Linked DNA regions of Homo sapiens: region 2 is linked to region 1. A link is an interaction called in ENCODE POLR2A ChIA-PET data of the cell type or tissue named here. Cell type or tissue: Panc1. All regions are shown on one strand. Links, peaks and the distances in the headings refer to the core of each region. The heading gives the core; the rest is flanking DNA. Region 1 overlaps SPIRE1 (spire type actin nucleation factor 1). Region 2 overlaps SPIRE1 (spire type actin nucleation factor 1).

Evidence for each region. Peaks named below come from ENCODE experiments on the same cell type or tissue, not always from the same donor. Only the 100,000 strongest peaks of a DNase experiment are listed, where the experiment ranks them.
Region 2: POLR2A ChIA-PET joins it to region 1 with 5 read pairs; 3 of 35 experiments call an interaction of 5 or more read pairs at or near these places.

Annotation. Positions count from the first base shown.
Region 1 is chr18:12,533,411-12,543,428 of GRCh38, reverse strand. SPIRE1 (spire type actin nucleation factor 1) reads left to right here. Exons shown (of 17, transcript NM_001128626.2): 4 at 7,828-7,953. LOC124904371 (small nucleolar RNA U13) reads left to right here and starts at 9,904; the gene lies at 9,904-10,005. RefSeq lists a silencer at 3,291-3,470. In Panc1, for the core only: CTCF peaks have their summits at 3,175 and 3,385 (motif pointing left); a DNase peak (open chromatin) is centred at 4,858.
Region 2 is chr18:12,619,713-12,629,730 of GRCh38, reverse strand. All of the region lies in intron 2 of SPIRE1 (spire type actin nucleation factor 1), which reads left to right. Among named protein-coding and RNA genes, the nearest start is that of SPIRE1, 33 kb to the left of the region's middle. In Panc1, for the core only: no CTCF peak of the experiment used is centred there; no DNase peak of the experiment used is centred there.

The DNA.
Region 1 (10,018 bases), core at 832-8,831:
CTCAACAATAAAGGTAAAATATCAGCTAGGCATGGTGGATCACTTGAGCCCAGGAGGTTGAGGCTGCAGTGGGCAGTAATGGTGCCGTTGCACTCAAGCCTGGGTGACACAGTGAGATCTTTTTTTGTTTTGTTTCTTTAAGAAAAGGTAAAATATCTTATCTGACAAACACAGAAAATTTGTCACCAGCAGACCTTGACTAAAGGCAATACCAAAGAGTATACATCAGGCAGAAGGCAGTCCATGTCTGGTAGAAACTAGGAGATGCAGAATATTTGAAGAGCAAAGAAAAATAAACATGGGCCAGACATGGTGGCTCACGCCTGTAATCCCAGCACTTTGGGAGGCCGAGACGGGCGGATCATTTGAGGTCAGGAGTTCACGACCAGCCTGGCCAACATAGTGAAACCCCATCTCTACTAAAAATACAAAAAATTAGCTGGGCATGGTGGTGCATGCCTGAAATCCCAGCTACTTGTGAGGCTAAGGCAGGAGAATGGCTTGAACCTGGGAGGCGGAGGTTGCAGTAAGCCAAGATTGTGCCCCTGCACTCCAGCCTGGGCGATGGAGCAAGACTCCACCTCAAAAAAAGAAAAATAAACATGAAAATAAATCTAAATGAATATTAACAGCAAAAAATAATAATGTCTTACATGATTTAGAATATATTTAGAATTAAAATGTATAACAGTAGCGTGGAGTTAGTGTTCTAAGACCTTGGCATTGGGAAGAGGTTAAAGCACTAATTTATTAGTGCTAACCTTTATTAGGAAAGCCACTAAAGCCTAACCTTTATTAGAAAAGCCACTAAAAATAAATAAAAGAATTTGTAAATATCAGGCCAATAGGGAAGGGGGCAGGTGGAGCTAAGAAAATTACTGGTAATCCAAAAGAAGAGATGGAAAGAATTGAAAAGGAATATAGAACAGATGGGAAAACAAATAGAAGATGGTAATTTGATACTGAAATATATTGGTAATTACATTAAATGTAAATGGTCTAAATTTATACTGCTCAATACAGTAGTTACTAGCCACATGTGACTATTAATCACTTGAAATGTGGTTAGTCTAAATTGACGTGGACTGAAAGTACAAAATCTATACTGGATTCCAAACACTTAGTACCAAAAAAAGAATGTAAAATGCCTTGTTGGCTGCGTGCGGTGGCTCATGCCTGTAATCCCAGCACTTTGGGAGGCTGAGGTGGGCAGATCATTTGAGGTCAGGAGTTCGAGACCTGACTACCATGGTGAAACCCCGTCTCTACTAAAAAGACAAAAAAGTTAGCCAGGCATGGTGCTGCATGCCTGTAATCCCAGCTACTCGGGAGGCTGGGGCAGGAGAATCACTTGAACCCGGGAAGCAGAGGTTGCAGTGAGCCGAGATCATGCCAGTGCACTCCAGCCTGGGCAGCAGAGCGAGACTCCATCTCAAAAGAAAAAAAAAAAGCCTCATTAATAATTTTTGTATTGGCTATAATTTGAAGTATTACAATAATATATATTATTGTATTGGGTTAACTAAAATATATTATCAAAGTTAATTTCACTTGTTTCTTTTTATTTTTTTTTGATGTGGCTACTAGAAAATTTAAAACTACATACATGGCTCACACTGTATTTCTGTGGATTGTACTAGCCTAAAATACTCTAATTTTTAAAAGACACAGATTTTTAGACTGCATTAAAAATACAAAATCCAATCATACATTGTTTACTGAGTAGACACTATAAATAGGACATAGAAAGCTTGAGTAAAAGAATGGAAAAATATAACATTCTAACCAAAAGAAAAGTATCACAGACATTATTTTAATATAAAATGGACCTAAAGGCAAAAAGCATTACTAGAGATAAAAAAGGATGCTTACTGATAAAAAGTTCAATTTACTAAGGAGAAATAGCATTCATAAATTTATGTGCACCTAGTAACATAGCCTGTAACAGTAGCATTGAACAACATTCAAACAAATACAACTAAAAGGGGAAGTAGACAAATGTACAACCATAGAGGGAGGTTTAAAATACCTCTCTTAGTATCAGTACAAATATAGAATATTTGGATAATGAGAATAACAAACCTGACTTAATAGGACATGCCACCCACCCACTGCAGAGTACACATTCTTTTCAGGTATACATGGAACAATTAAAAATTTCTCCGTATTCCAGGCCTTAAAGCAAGTCTTAACAAATTTCAAAGGGTTATAATTACATAGGAAATGTTCTGTTACCATGGTGGAATTAAGCCAGATATGAATAACAAAAAGATTTTATTATTTCCACATATACTTGGAAATTAAGAAACTACTTTTAAATGCCCCAAGAGTCAAAGAAGAAATCACAGTGGAAATAAACTGAATAATAACAAATGCGTGACCTATCAAAGTTTGTGGTATGCAGACCAGGCTTGGTGGCTCACACCTATAATCCCAGCACTTTGGGAGGCCAAGGCAGGTAGATCGCTTGAGGCTGAGAGCAAATATGCTGCACAAAGGGGTGATTCACACCCCAGGCAGGACAGTGCAGGATGGTGTGAGATTTCACCATGCAACTCAGCACAGCATATAATTTAAAGCTTAGGATTTATTTATTTCTGGAATTTTCCATTTAATATCTTTGGATGCAGTTGACCATAGATAACTGAAGCCATGGAAAGTGAAACTGTGGATAAGGAGGAACTACTGTAATTTAAATCCTAACAATTGCTAAGAAGAAAATGCAGAATGCAGTGATTAAAAAGTAACAGAGAGGCCAGGTGCAGTGGCTCACGCCTGTAATCCCAGCATTTTGAGAGGCCGAGGTGGACAGATCACCTGAGATCAGGAGTTTGAGACCAGCCTGGTCAACATGGTGAAACTCCGTCTCTACTAAAAATACAAAAAATAGCCGGGCATAGTGGTGCAAGCCTGTAATCCCAGCTACTTGGGAGGCTGAGGCAGGAGAATCGCTTGAACCTGGGAGGCGGAGGTTGCAGTGAGCCAAGATCGCAACACTTCGCTCCAGTCTGGGCAACAAGAGTGAAACCCCATTTCAAAAAAAAAGTAACAGAGAAATTAGAGGGGGGTAGTTCATCTAGAAAGGACAAACAGGGAAGACGTTCTGAGCAGGTGACATTGAAATCAACACCTGGAGGAGTGAGGAATCAGCAAAAAGATTGGTGTGTTTTAAAGAAACAAGTCTAGGATTACCAAAACAAAGTGGAAGGAAAAGCCACAAATGGGATTTGAGAGGTAGGTGTGAGCTAGATGACGAAGGACTTGAGGAACACTGAAGAGTTTGGGTTTTAAGTTCAGTGGGAGCCACTGGCCCTCCCATGCCTGGGACACTCTTTCCTTAGGTCTGTGCATGGCTCACTCCAATCTTCATTGATCTCTCTGCTCTGGTGCCACCTACTGACCACTCTTTCCACATTATTGCCCCTCCCCACCACTGGCCTCATTTTCTACCTCTCATCTGCTTTCTTTTTCTTTTTCTTTCTTTTCTTTTTTTTTTTTTTTTAAGACAGAGTCTCTCTCTGTTGCCCAGGCTGGAGTGCAGTGGCGTGATCTCGGCTCACTGCAGCCTCCACCTCCCGGGTTCAAGCAATTCTCCTGCCTCAGCCTCCCAAGTAGCTGAGGCACTTGGTGCACTCGCCACCATGTCCAGCTAATTTTTGTATTTTTAGTAGAGACGGGGTTTCACTATGTTGGTCAGGCTGGTCTCAAACTCCTGACCTCAGGTGATCCACCTCAGCCTCCCAAAGTGCTGAGATTACAGGTGTGAGCCACCACACTTGGCCTATTTTTCTTAATAGTAGCTGTTATTCCCAACGTGTGTGTGTGTGTGTGTGTGTGTGTGCGTGTGTGTGTATGTGTATGTTTAAGGGTCTGAGATACCCATTACTATTTTTGAGAGGAACGGGATGTTGACTTGTTCAATACTGTATTAGTCCTTTTTCATACTGCTGATAAAGACATAACCTAAAACTGGGAAGAAAAATAGGTTTAATGGACTCACAGTTCCACGTGGCTAAGGAGGCCTCACAATCATGGCGGAAGTCAAGGAGGAGCAAGTCATGTCTTACATCGCTGGCAGCAGGCCAAAAAAGAGCTTGTGCAGGGAAACTCCTCCTTATAAAACCATCAGATCTCATGAGACTTACTCACTGTCATGAGAACAGCAAGGGGAAGACCTGCCCCCATGATTCAGTTACCTCCCACCAGGTCCCTCCCACAACACATGGGAATTCAAGATGAGATTTGGGTGGGGACACAGCCAAACCATATCAAATACTGTGTTTCTTTCTGCCACAGTGCCTGGTACGTAGTTGGCATTTGGTGAATATTGTTTGAATGAATGATTGGATGCTTTTAAGCAGGGGATGAACATAATCCAAATTATATTTATAAAAGATTTTGCCTGTCAGGTGAAGAAGAACCATGTAGACTAGTGAGAGAGGAAGTTAGGAGTCCTCTAATGAAAGAAAATGGTAGCTGTGACCATGATGATGGTGGAGGAGATGGAGAAAAGTAGAGAACTGTCAGGTGGTATATTTTGAAGGTAGAAACAACAAGACTTACTGATGGATTGGATATGAGTGGTATGGGAATAAAGAATAATCAAGGATGACTCTCAGCTGGGCATGGTGCCACACACCTGTAATCCCAGCTATTCAGGAGGCTGAGGCAGGATCATTGCCTGAGCCCAAGAGTTCAAGACCAGCTTGGGCAACATAGCAAGACCCTATATTAAGGGGGGAAAAAAGGATGACTCTCAGAGTTGTTTGAGCTGTCTTTGTGACTTCTGAGTGGAAATGCTAAGTACATAGCCATAAGTGGTTAACATAAAGGGCTGGCCTGGAATAGGGGTTGAGGAGTTACCAGCCTATAGGTGGCATTTAAAGCCATTAGACTAGACAAGGGCAGCTACAGTAAGCAGAGGATACCCAAAGATCCAAGACTGCTCCCTCAAAAACCTCAGTATTTCAGTTTAATTTAGAAGTTTATATGTAGAGCAAAGAGGAGAGACAGATTTATATAAGAGGTTACATAAACCAGTCCTCTCTTTTTAGAGATAAATGGAAACCCAGCAATGTTAAATAACTTGTCCAAGGTCATATAACCTAATTTTGTCCCCCTAACCCCTGATGTCTCTTTTTTTGGAACTATAAAAATGATTTTGTTGCATGCTTACTGTATACCATGCTCTATGCTTTAAGTACTTTAAGAACATTATTCCCTTTAATATAAAGGGAATTACATTTATTTTAGAGTAGAATGGAAAAGAACTTGGGCTCCAGAGAGACTACCTGGTTTCGGTTCCATTTATGCCATTGACTAGCTGTGTATCCTTGGGCAAATTACTTACGTGGTCTAAATCTCAGTTTCCTGATCTCTAAATTGGGTTGTTGCAAGGGGCCCCTTGCAATTCCATATGAATTTTAGGATCAGTCTTTCTATTTCTTAAAGAAAGGCTGTTGGGATTTTGTTAGGGATTGCATTCAATCTGTTCATCACTTTGGGTAATGTTGTTGCCTTAACTATATTGTCTTCCAATGTATGAGTACAAGATGTCTTTCTGTTTATTTAGGTCTTCTTTAATTTCTTTTACAATATTTTGTACTCTTCAGTGTATAAGTCTTACACCTCCTTGGTTAAATTTATTTCTTAGCATTTTTGATGCAATTGTAAATGGAGTGATTTTCTTGACCTCATTATCCAATTGTTCTCTGGCCATGTGTAGAAATACAACTGATTTTGTTTGTTAATCATGTATTCTGCAACTGCTGAAATTGCTTATGAACTCTAGTAGTATTCCTTTAGATTTTTTATGTGTAAGATTGTCATATGCATTTAAAAAAACATTTTTTAGACCTAGCTATTACCTTTACACCAGTGTTTTTAAAGTTGCAGTTTACAACCAGTGAATGGGTTGTGAATTCAATTGAATGTGCAAGTTTTGTTTTGTGAAGCTTTTGTATGTATAATAGGCACATATGCATGTGTTTGTGTATAATATGTGAATATATATAAATTTATTTCTTACTGTGGATAGCAGTTGAAAACTTTGAAACCCAGTGGCTTTATGCCATTTCTTTATGTGACTGGAATGTAAGATTAGGGTTAAGTTACATAAGGTAAAGCCTCAGTTGTTGTCTTTCATTACCTTGAATGACAATTCGGTATTGCAAGATGTTTTCTAAATATAAAAATAATTGAGCACAAAATATACTCTCTGTTTACTAGTGGCTCTGTGAGTAATAAACTTGTGAGATTTCTGCTTTTAATGCTTCTGGATAAAGCAGCTTTTAGCTTTTTTTGCTACTGTGAAGAAGGTTTCCTATTCAAACTAGAGATATTTTCTTGAGAATGTATTTTGTAAAAGCTAGTGATCTATTAGATTGTGTAAGATGGTTACTATACGTGAAAACAGAAAGCCACATTATTAAGGCTATTACAAACTACAAAGATGTCATTTATTCTTTAATTGATAGAAATTATTAAAATAAGATGCGTATTTTTAGTTATTGTATTAGTGTCAAGTTTACTGACTAGTAAGAAATTAAGAGAACTTACAGCTTGTTAGTGCAAATGAAGTACTTTAAAATGTAATGATTGTACGTGGATACAAAATTATTTTATAGAAAGATAAAATTATTCCTGTGTATGGGACTCTTAATAGGATGTCTTTCCAATCTGATAAATTAAATGGTGTTTGATTTTTCTGAATTGCTTTGCATGATACTAAGTTGCACCTTTTACCCACAAGTAGTTGGGTGGGGATTATGGACTATGTATGGTAAAGGACATTAGGGCTGTAGGCAGCACCTGTGGCCTTACATTGCCCTCTGCCCTCTTTCCTCCACTCCCCATCTACTGATGAGGCAGCTTCCCTGAGGTCCATATGTTTTCCTGACATTCTTTTTTTTTTTTTTACTACGTTACAAAATTCGACATGTATTGGAATGAGCCTGGCTTCAGAACCCAGTAAGGACTGACTGTGTTTGACTTCTCCTTCTCCCTCTTGGTAACCATGTGACTATGGACAGACAAGTCATGTGACTCCTCTTAGCCTCAGTTTCTTTTTCCATTAAAATGAGGATAATTCAGCAGTACATTGAAGAGTAAATGGTATTATGTTGTATATACGACATGTCAGATATTGTAGCTGGCATGATAATTGCTTAATAAATGGTAGCTGTTAAAAAACTGGATCCGTCATCAGTATACAATAAACGGTGGTTCTCTTTCTGTTCCCAACCAAAACTTTTACATATGTCCTATCATTTTCAAATAGAAGCTAATTCTAGTAAGCTCATCTGTGCTGTTGGGTCTCTGTTAGTTAGTGGACCACTTTTCCCGTATAATTATGTAGACCTTACTGATGGTCTTGTGGTACATTAAGCCCTGGATGATGGGAATTGCCTGGCTGTCTGATATGAAAATACAGATATGGGGGTGTGTCTGTTTTTTTGGTTTTTATTGTTATTTTTAGATGAAGTCTCACTCTGTCACCCATGCTAGAGTACAGTGGCATGATCTCCACTCACTGCAACCTCCGCCTCCCAGGTTCAAGCGATTGTCCTGCCTCAGCTTCCTGAGTAGCTGGGATTACAGGTGTGTGCCACCACGCCCAACTAATTTTTGTATTTTTAGTAGAGACAGGGTTTCACCATGTTGGTCAGGCTGGTCTTGAACTCTCGACCTCATGATCTGCCTGCGTTGGCCTCCCAAAGTGCTGGGATTACAGGCGTGAACCACTGCACTCTGCTCGTGTCTGTTTTTAAGTACAAAAAAAACCCAAATAGTAACCAAGCACCATTATTTTATTTTCCCCTTCTATAGTTGTGTGCTGCTCATCTCCCTACTGAATCAGATGCACCAAATCATTATCAGGCAGTATGTCGTGCACTGTTTGCAGAAACAATGGAGCTCCATACATTTCTGACCAAAATTAAGAGTGCGAAAGAGGTGAGTACTACTGCTTTGATATTTATTGGCATTGTTTGATTGGCATGCATTTGATATTTGTTGGAAGAGAAACCTAAATTTTCAATATTGTCCGCTGTATTGTTTTAAAAGATTTATTACTATCCTTTAGATGAGTGCTGAAAGTCATTTAGGAAAGAAGCAACTTAGGTAAAATTAAATCTATTGTATTGAAATATCAACAGTGTGAACCATTTAAGAAACAGATTTTCATACAGATTCCTTGCAAATGGAAATAAATGCTACTGAACTAGTTCAGTCCATTCTCATGTGACTTGCTTTCCACCCCCTTTCTGTCGCTCTTCTCTTCTGTCCATTCTGAAACATGTTAGGACCTCTTCCGGGAAGGGATAAAGGCTCAGAAAAGAGGTGACACTCACATCTGATCATTTAACTGTTTTATTTATTATTTATTTAAAAGGTGAGTCACCATGTGTTACATAGGTGGTTGTGAAGATTCAGTGAGATCTTATATAAAATAGCACAGCATCTGGCAGAAGGTGAGAGCTCAGTACATGTTAGGTAATGGGTATATATTAGTCAGGGTTATCCAGAGAGACAGAGCCAATGGGATATATAGACATATAGGTATATGAAAGGGGGCCAGGTGCAGGCTCATGCCTGTAATCCCAGCTACTTGGGAGGCTCAGACAGGAGGATCACTTGAGGCCAGGAGTTCAAGATATATGAGAGGGGACTTATTAGGGGAATTGGCTCATGTCATTATGGAGGCTGAGAAGTCCCATGACAGGGTGTCTGCAAGCTGGAGACCCTGTTATTCCAGCAGCACAGCTCAGTCCAAGTCCAAAGACCAAGGGTAGGAGAAGAAAAGTATATCCCAGCACCAGGAGAGAGAGAGAGACCAATTTTCCTTCCTCTGTTTTATTCTATCCAGGGCCCCAGCCAAATGGATGGTGCCCACCTAAACTGAGGGCACCACTTAGTCCACTCAGACTCACACACTAGTATCCTCTGGTAACACATTCATCTAAATATATACCTAAAAATAATGCTTTGCCAGTTCTCTAGGTATTCTTTAATTCAGTCAAGTCGACACCTAAAATTAACTGTCACAGTATCATTTCTTTTACAACTAACATACAGGGTTTATCAGAAGCACTAGGCTAAAACTTACCATGACCCACAGTTTGGGGAAGAACACATACTGGATATGTAAGCAAAAAAGGAAAAACTAAACTATTTGCCCAATAAGGTGTACTTAACCCTGGTAGTAAGTAGGTGATGGATGTCTCAGGCAGATCACCCTTAATAAATCACCCTTAAATAGATCCATTGTGTATATATGAATAAGAGCTCTAAGCATCCTTCCTCTGCTCTAGCTAGGGTACTGCTTATAGTCTGTCTTTTTATGATAGGGCAATGAAAAGCTTTGCCTTTTTCTTTTTTTAATTTTATAAAATTGGATCAAGGAGGAAAGTTGTCAACAGAGTGGAAAAAAGGTGAACCCTCTGTGAAGAATAAATAAGTTGTGTGTGTGTGTGTGTGTGTGTGTGTGTGTGTGTGTAATGGATTAGCTGTTCTCATTGAGCAGAACCAGAGGAAGTGGGATCTGATTAAAAGCTTCAAAGTGAACATCCAAAGGCACATCCTCAACTAGGTTTTCTCGAATAGTAGAAAAGATTACTTTTTAAGGCTGTCGTTACCTTTCCCAGCTTGTTAAAACTGAGATTGCCTTCCCCAGAGCATTATTTTTAGGGTGTACATGTATGAACCTGGCTACTTTATAAAGCACAGTGCCTGGTTCATCATCTATTTATTTAGAAAGCAAATTTGTTAATAGAGGAAATTAAATGAGCTCTTAAAGTCCTTCCAACACTGGCATTCTTAGAAACTATTTCTGAGCTTAAATAGAACAATATTAGTATTTTTACTACTCTACTGCAGTGAGCATTTAAAAAATGTTTGCTCTTGATCCTTTTGCAGTTCCTAAGCGTGATGATTGGATATTCACACTTGTGTGCGAGATGTTCCTTTTTCTAAACCTTGTTATGTCAGCACATTACTCATCTGATGTAAAAAAAAATTT
Region 2 (10,018 bases), core at 1,321-9,320, 86 kb before region 1:
AATTCTTTGAGTTTTGACAAGGATATTTTGTTGTTAACTATCCCTACAATCAAGTTTTGTCACCCCTTTAACGTCCCCCATGCCACTTTGTAGTTAGCCCTGCCCCTCCTCCCAGCCCCTCTTAGCCACTGATCTGTATGTTGTTCTTACAGTTTTGAAAAGGACATGTAATTTAAACAGCGTGTGACCCATATTTCTCCCTTCCTAGTAGTGGCTCACAGCTCAGACTACTAATTTATAAACTCTTGAATGACTAACCTGTACTCGTAGGCGCTTGCCTGTCAAGGAAGCAGTTCAGACCCAGATTTAAGGGTAGCTTTTATTCCAATTTTACAAATTTTTCCTACTGCCATTGTTTAAATAGTTTTGTGGATTATAATCTTACTTTTGAAGAAAATTGCTAAATATTTGAAAATGCTAAAACAGAACTGATTTGAATTTCCATGTATTTTAATTGAGGCTTTTACATTGGTTTTTTTCCAGCTTTCCAAATTTCATCACATTCCTGTCTCCTATTAATCACCACTAATTATGTAGCACTCAGAGGCCCTTTCCCTTCAGCAGGAAAGAAGGTTAAATGAATAACTAGAACAATCCTGTTCCCTTGGGGGATTAACTGTATTTTAAGTGGAATAGGTTAAAGTATTATATAAAGTTAAATGAACTTTTATCATTACTTTAATCTTGATAGAACTGGTTTGTAAAAATTGTACCATAGAATCATTTAAGCTTTAGTGAGGGAAACTATTAAAAAGACTCATGTTCACATCTCAGAAATAAAGTTCATGTATACTGGGCATAAGTACCTATTCTGTGTTTCATTCCCACATGCATCTTGAAGAAATATTTTACAGCTTACTCATTCCTGTACACTAATAACAGACAGAGAGCCAAATCATGAGTGAACTCCCATTCATATTGCTACAAAGAGAATAAAATACCTAGGAATCCAACTTACAAGGGATATGAGGGACCTCTTCAAGGAGAACTACAAACCACTGCTCAACAAAATAAGAGAGAGACACAAACAAATGGAAGAACATTCCGTGCTTATGGATAGGAAGAATCAATATCGTGAAAATGGCCATACTGCCCAAGATAATTTATAGATTCAATGCCATCCCCATCAAGCTACCAATGACTTTCTTCACAGAATTGGAAAAAACTACTTTAAAGTTCATATAGAACCAAAAAAGAGCCCGCATTCCCAAGACAATCCTAAGCAAAAAGAACAAAACTGGAGGCATTGTACTACCTGACTTCAAACTATACTACAAGGCTACAGTAACCAAAACAGCATGGTACTGGTACCAAAACAGATATATTGACCAATGGAACAGAACAGAGGCCTCAGAAATAACACCACACATCTATAACCATCTGATCTTTGACAAACCTGACAAAAACAAGAAATGGGGAAAGGATTCCCTATTTAATACATGGTACTGGGAAAACTGGCTAGCCATATGTAGAAAGCTGAAACTGGATCCCTTTCTTTATACAAAAATTAATTCGAGATGGATTAAAGACTTAAAATGTTAGACCTAACGCTATAAAAACCCTAGAAGAAAATCTAGGCAATACTATTCAGGACATAGGCATGGTCAAGGACTTCATGACTAAAACACCAAAAGCAATGGCAACAAAAGCCAGAATAGACAAATGGGATCTAATTAAACTAAAGAGCTTCTGCATGGCAGAAGAAGCTACCCTCAGAGTGAACAGGAAACCTACAGAATGGGAGAAAATTTTTGCAATCTACCCATCTGACAAAGGGCTAATATCCAGAATCTACAAAGAACTCAAACAAATTTACAAGAAAAAAACAACCCCATCAAAAAGTGGGCAAAGGATATGAACAGACACTTCTCAAAAGAAGACATTTATGCAGCCAACAGACACATTAGAAAATGCTCATCATCACTGGTCATCAGAGAAATGCAAATCAAAACCACAATGAGATACCATCTCATACCAGTTAGAATGGCAGTTGTTAAAAATTCAGGAAACAACAGATGCTGGAGATGATGTGGAGAAATAGGAACGCTTTTACACTGTTTTTGGAAGTGTAAATTAGTTCAACCATTATGGAAGACAGTGTGGCGATTCAAGGATCGAGAACTAGAAATACCATTTGACCTAGTGATCCCATTACTGGGTATATACCTAAAGGATTATAAATCATGCTACTATAAAGACACATGCACACATATGTTTACTGTGGCACTATTCACAATAGCAGGCTTGGAACCAACCCAAATGTCCATCGATGATAGACTGGATTAAGAAAACGTGGCACATACACACCATGGAATACTATGCAGCCATAAAAAAGGATGAGTTCATGTCCTTTGCAGGGACATAGATGAAGCTGGAAACCATCATTTTGAGCAAACTATTGCAAGGACGGAAAACCAAACACCACATGTTCTCACTCATAGGTGGGAATTGAACAATGAGAACACTTGGACACAGGGTGGGGAACATCACACACTGGAGCCTGTTGTGGGGTGGGGGAGGGAGGAGGGATAGCATTAGGAGAAATACCTAATGTAAATGGGTGCAACAAACCAACATGGCACATGTATACCTCTGTAATAAACCTGCACATTGTGCGCATGTACCCTAGAACTTAAAGTATAATAACAAAAAAATTTTACAATTAGAAGAGTGTTTCTCTGTCCACCTCTGAAGCAAAAGAATATTTAGTTTGAATTAAGAGGCATTAATTACTCTCAGTCAAAAAATTTTGTTTTGTTTATGTAAATAACAAAAGAGTTCAGACCTGTTAACAATCTTTTTAAATTAAAAATGATCATCCTCTGGGCAAAAAAAAAAAAAAAATATATATATATATATATATTTTACAGCTTACTATATTCCAAGTACTGTTATAGACATTAATTAATCATCACAGCAAATGTATGAAGTAGATCCTATTATTTGCATTTTAGGGATGAGAGCTAAGTATATAGAGAGGTTAAGTAATTTGCCCAAGCCGACATAGCCAGAAAGTTGCGGAACCACTTTATCTCTTTACTTTTCATATATTTGTCTTTTCTTTATTCAGCCTGTATCTGCAATGTAAGGTATCTACATAATGCTGATGGTTAATTTAGTGCCTTATTTGGAATAATGAGATGCCTTTGTATCTCCTTATATGCCTCTTAACTGCAGCTACTTCAGTTCTTGGCATTTTATAGCCAACGGATATAGTCCTGTTAGATGTAACCTTGACAAAAGTGTTAACGCAGTCCATGAACCTTCAACCTCTTAGATGAGGACAGGGTCTGTACTGTAGGAACTTGTAAAGTAGTCTGATTCCAAATTACTCAAAATGATTCAAGAATTGTTCTATATAGTTGAACCTCCTGGAAAGTCAAATCTGCTTTAGGGGACCCAGAGATCTTGAGAGAAGCCAAGAAATACATCATAGTCTCTTGGACCTCGATCTGGTTATGTACAGTTTTTGACCCAAACAGGGCTATATCAATTTTTAATGTTTTCTGAGCATCCTAAAATAAACTACTAAAGGCTGTAAATGGGGTTTGCTGCTTTATACGGAGTATAACATTTTAAAATGTCTTTTTTTGTCTTTAGCTAAATCAGCTCACTACCCATAATTGATTCTACCTTCTGGCTCGTTTAGGTGACAATTAGATTTGTATTTCCTTTTTTTGGGGGGGGGCGGGGCGGTGTGGGGAATGGAGTCTCTCTCTGTTGTCCAGGCTGGAGTGCAGTGGTGTGATCTCAGCTCACTGTAACATCTGCCTCCTGGGTTCAAGTGATTCTCCTGAGTAGCTGGGATTACAGGCAGCCGCCACCACGCCCAGCTAATTTTTGTATTTTTAGTAGAGACGGGGTTTCACCATGTTGGCCAGGCTGATCTCGAACTCCTGACCTCAGGTGATCCACCCGCCTTGGCCTCCCAAAGTGCTGGGATTACAGGCATGAGCTACCATGCCCCGCCCTGTATTGCCTCTTTTAATTGACAATGGGTAGCCCTTAATTTCAAAAGTAACTAAAAAATCCAACCTGAAAGAAGAAAGTAGTAGTTATGCACACATGAAAATATTTGCATGCATGCACAACTTTAGCTGCATAAATGAGGCTGTTTTATGTGACTGAGAAATAGTATTTGATACCAAACTAATTAAATCTTAAAATATCTTGTAGAAACAACAAGGCAATTATTATTGAATCTACTCTTTTAGCAGATGGCTTTGCCTGATCTTACGCTTTATGGGTTTGTAAATGGAATTGCATCACAAGAAGTTAAAATGATGAAATGTATTGTCAAAGAGGACTGGAAGAATAAACTCCAGTAACTGCTGGTAACAACAGCATTTTCTCCTTGGTCAGCAGGCTAAGAGGAATGTTTAGGAATGCTTGCATTCTACTTTCTGTCTTTTTGGATTAAAGACCCCAAACACACCTGAATTCCCATGGCCGCAACACGGTGTGGAAATCAGTTTGTACGTCCTCAGAGGAAATTGTGTCTGTACATGAGTTGCCGCTTCCGAGTGTCAATTTTAATAGAGGTCTTGGCAGAGGGATCATTGTAGTGTGATGAATAGATAATCTCCACTTAGATTTCATGTATCAGACATAGACTAGGACATTATGACAGTCACTTGGCATATTTGAAATTCAGTCATGCTTCCCCCACCCCCGCCCAGTTGGCATTTATTACTAAAATGACCTTTCTGGGTTACAGTCATAGATGTCTATCAGGGGACATGATTTGACCATAGGATACATAATTTATACAAGTAGTGTTCCTTTGAATAGTTTTTACTATATCTGAAGACAAATAATAGTTATATGTCTGGCAAAGGATTTCAGAATAACTCAAATTATCTGGGAGTAAATATTTTATAATTACTTTTTTTTTTTTTTGAGATGGAGTCTCACTCTGTCGCCCAGGCTGGAGTGCAGTGGCGTGATCTCGGCTCACTGCAACCTCTGCCTCCCAGGTTCAAGCAATTCTGTCTCAGCCTCCCAAATAGCTGGGATTACAGGTGTCCACCACCATGCCTGGCTAATTTTTGTATTTTTAGTAGAGATGGGGTTTCATCATGTTGGCCAGGCTGGTCTCAAAAGAGTTTACCATATTTACTATATGGGTAGCTTAAACACCTCCCAGTACTTTACAATAGAGTATGTAGATTTTTTTTTTTTTTTTTTTGAGTCAGTGTCTTGCTCTGTCACCCAGGCTGGAGTGTAGTGGTACGATCTCGGCTCACTGCAACCCCCGCCTCCTGGGTTCAAGTAATTCTGCTGCCTCAGCCTCCCGAGTAGCTGGGACTACAGGCACACGCCACCACGCCTGGCTAATTTTTGTAATTTCAGTAGAGACGGGGTTTCACCATATTGGTCAGGTTGGTCTCAAACTTCTGACCACAAGTGATCCACCCGCCTCAGCCTCCCAAAGTGCTGGGATTACAGGTGTGAGCCACCACTCCCAGCCATGTAGAATGTTTTTTTTTTTTTAATAATTTGCCTTATTAGGCAGGCATGGTGGTTTACGCTTGTAATCCCAACACTTTGGGAGGCCGAGGCGGGCGGATCACCTGAGGTCAGGAGTTCGAGACCAGCTGATCAACATGGCGAAACTCCGTCTCTACTAAAAATACAAAATTAGTTGGGTGTGGTGACACGTGCCTGTAATCCCAGCTACTCGGGAGGCTGAGGCAGGAGAATGGCTTGAACCCTTGAGGCAGAGGTTGCAGTGAGCCGAGACCACTCCAGGGCGCACCAACCTGGGCGACAGAGTGAGACTCCATCTCAAGAAAAAAAAAAAGGCCGAGTGCAGTGGCTTACGCCTGTAATCCCAGCACTTTGGAAGGCCGAGGCAGGCGGATCACCTGAGGTCAGGAGTTCGAGACCAGCCTGGCCAATATGGTGAAACCCTGGCTCTACTAAATACAAAAAATTAGTTGAGCATGGTGGTGGTTGCCTGTAATCCCAGCTACTTGGGAGGCTGAGACAAGAGAATTGATTCAACCTGGGAGGTGGAGGTTGCAGTGAGCCAAGATCATGCCATTGCACTCCAGCCTGGGTGACAAGAGTGAAACTCTCTCAAAAAACAAAACAAAAAAGAATTTGCCTTATCAGTCTGTCTTAGTGAAAAATTAAAATGATTTAAATAAAATAAAACCAGTATTTTTCAGCACACATAATGCAATGCGGATGGGATCTGTGTGGGAAGGGACTAGATTTTTATTTAGTTTTTCAAAGTACATTTATTCATTTGTAGCATTTGTAGAAATGATGTTGGCCAGGCGCAGTGGCTTACACCTGTAATCCCAGCACTTTGGGAGGCCAAGGCGGGCAGATCACGAGGTCAGGAGATTGAGACCATCCTGGCTAACACAGTGAAACCCTGTCTCTACTAAAAATACAAAAAATCAGCCAGGCGTGGTGGCGGGCGCCTGTAGTCCCAGCTACTCAGGAGGCTGAGGCAGGAGAATGGCATGAACCTAGGAGGTGGAGCTTGCAGTGAGCCAAGATCACGCCACTGCACTCCAGCCTGGGCAACAGAGCGAGACTCTGTCTCAAAAAAAAAAAATGTATATTTGTTGTAAAAATTAAAACATCTTGAAGGGTAAAAGAATGTAAAAATCACTTCATACCCTACTGCTTAGTGATAGTGGCTGTTTAGAGTATTTTTCTCGGCATCTCTTCCCTTAGGTACATAACAATATTGACACATTAATTGAGCATCTGTTGTGTGCCATTCTTAGAGTCACATGCATCTTTGCATTAAAAGACAGACTTGGCTTGAAGGAGTTAGCCAGGCTGAGGGAAAGGATTTAGGTAAATCCAGTGGAACTTTCCAGGAAGAAGGACACCATAGTGAAGATTCTGAAAGAGCTAGCTGTTTTTGAAACTGACAGAACACAAGGATGTCTGAAGCATAGAGAAGGAGGGAGAGTTAAAGAAAATGTAGGAAAGACAAGGTGGTGCCAAGTATTACAGGTCATGTTAAAGATTGGACACAGCTGAGGCCTGGGCACAGTGGCTCACGCCTGTAATCCCAGCACTTTGGGAGGCTGAGGCGGGCGGATCACGAGGTCAGGAGATCGAGACCATCCTGGCTAACACAGTGAAACCCTGTCTCTACTAAAAATACAAAAAATTAGCCGGGCATGGTGGTGGGTGCCTGTAGTCCCAGCTACTCAGGAGGCTGAGGCAGGAGAATGGCGTGAACCGGGGAGGCGGAGCTTGCAGTGAGCCAAGATCGCGCCACTGCACTCCAGCCTGGGCGACAGAGCAAGACTCTGTCTCAAAAAAAAAAAAAAAAAAAGACTGGACATAGCTCCGTTTTCCCTTCAAGGGAAGAAACATTTCTGTCTGAAATTTTTTTCTATTCCTGTGATCATTCTTCTGTTGTTATGTATTGTTCATCTGCTGTTTTCTTACATTCTTTGTATTTCCCACGCTACACAGATGTGTTTTATACACTCATTATTTCATCAGTTTATACATCATTTAATTAATTGGTACCATAATAATAGTGGTGCAGTTGTATAAATAGGTTTGGGAACAAACCCAACTGACCCATGGTAAGCATAGGAACAGAAATGCCTGGTGACTGAAGGAGTAGCTGGCCTGTGACGTGGAGAGAAGTCAGTATGATAGATCTGGGGATTAGGGAGTAGAGATGGATGAGTCATTTAGGTGGAGGCTAATTGAGCTTCTGCAGTTCAGTATGGTGTCTCGACATATTCTCTCAATTTGGTGGAGATTTTACTGTATTTAGCAGATATTAAAATAAGGTTTTTAAAAACCCATTATCAGCAAAATTAGATAATTTCCTCGGTTTATGACCATTTCCTAATTTTTTGATGATGTTTCTAATTTTTTTAAAAATAATTTTTTTAGGATATAATTCACAAAGCATGCAAGTTACCCACTTACCCAATTTGCGGTTTTTGAGATATTCAGAGTTATGCAGCCATCACCACAATTTTAGGACATTTTGTCACCTTATAAAGAAATGTGGTACCTTTTAGCTATCACCTCCTAGCCCCAGCAATCACTAATCTACTTTCTATATGTATAGATTTGCCTATTCTGGACATTGCATATGCACGGACTCATAGGTTATTTTAGGACTGGCTTCTTTCATTTAGCATAATGTTCAGGGTTCATCCATGTCATACATGTATCAGTACTTTATTCCTTTTTATTGCCAAATATTCCATAGTATGGATATACTGTATTTTGTTACCCATTCATCAGTTGATGGACATTTGAATTGTTTCTACCCTTTGGCTGTTATGAGTAATGGTGCTATAAACTTTCATGTACAAATTTTTGTGTGGACATATGTTTTCATTTTTCTTGGATATATACCTAAGAGAAGAATTTCTGAGTAAACTGGTAACTCTATATTTTAACTTTTTGAGAGCTTCCAAACTGTTTCTCAAAGTAACTCTATCTTTTGACATCTCAGTGTATAAGGGTTCTGATTTTTCCACATCCTTGCCAACACTTGTTATTATCTGACTTCTTGATTCTGGGCATCCTAGTGCATGTAAAATGGTATTTCATGTGGTTTTGCTTTACATCTTCCTGGTAGCTAATGATGTTGAGCCTATTTTCATGTGGTTGTTGACCATTGTAGAAATGACTATTCAGATCCTTTGCCCCCCACTCCCCCTTTTTTTAAGAGACATGGTCTCGCTCTCTCACCAGGCTAGAGTGCAGTGGCACAATCACAGCTCACTGCAGCCTTGACCTTTGCCCATTTTAAAATTGGGTTCTCTTTTTATTATTGAATTGTAAGAGTTCTTTATATAGTGTAGATAAAATTTCTTATCACATACATGATTTGCCAATATTTTCTCCCATTCTGTGGATTTTCATGCCAGTTTCTTGATGGTGTCCTTTGAAGCATGAAGTTTATTTCAATCAAGTCCAGTGTATTTATTTTTTATTTTATTGCTTGTGGGGTTTGGTGCCATATCTAAAAATCCATTGCCAAATCCAAGATCATGAAGATTTATGCCTATTTTCATCTGAGAGTTTTATAGTTTTGGTTCTTATATTTAGGTCTTTGATCGATTTCAGTTAATTTTTGTATATGGTTTGAGGAAAGGATCTAACTTCATACTTTTATGTGTGGATATCTAATAGACACATCACCATTTCTTGAAAATATTTTTTACCTGTTGGATGGTATTATCACCCTGATTGAAAATCAGTTGATTATAGATGTATGGGTTTATTTCTGCACTGTCAGTTCCGTTCTATTGTGCCAGTGCCATGTTGCCTTGATTGCTCTTGCTTTTAAATAAGTTTTGAAATTGGTAAGTGTGAGTCCCCCAACTTTGTTGTTCTTTTTCAAGATTGTTTGGCTCTTCTAGGTCCTTTGATTGTCATACGAATTTTAGAATTAGCTCAACTTCTGACAAAGAAACCAGCTGGAATTCTCATAGGGATTGCCTTTAATCTATAAATGGATTTGGTTATTATCGCATTTAACAATGCTAAGCCTTAGACCATGAACACAGTATGTCTTCCCATTTATTTAGGTCTTCGTTGACTCCAAAAAAAGGGGAATTCCCCCCTTTTTTTGAGAACAGGTTTGTTATGTTGCCTAGGCAGGTCTTGAACTCCTGGCTCAAGGTGTCCTCCTGTCTCTGCCTCCCTAAGTGCTGGAATTACAGGTATGAGCCACTGCACTCAGCTGATTTTTGTTTATTCATCATATATCCTGCTACCTTGCTGAATTCATTTATTAATTTTAATGTTTTTTCAGTAGATTCCTTAGGATTTTCTTTTTATAAGATTATGTCATCTGTGAATAGAGATACCATTACTTAATTTTCAATTTGGATGCCTTTTTATTTTCTTGCTTTTTTTTTTTTTTTTCCTGAGGCAGAGTCTCGCTCTGTTGCCCAGGCTGGAGTGCAGTGCCGCGATCTTGGCTCACCACAATCTCCACCTCCCGGGTTCAAGAGATTCTCCTGCCTCAGCCTCCTGAGTAGCTAGGACTACAGGCACACAC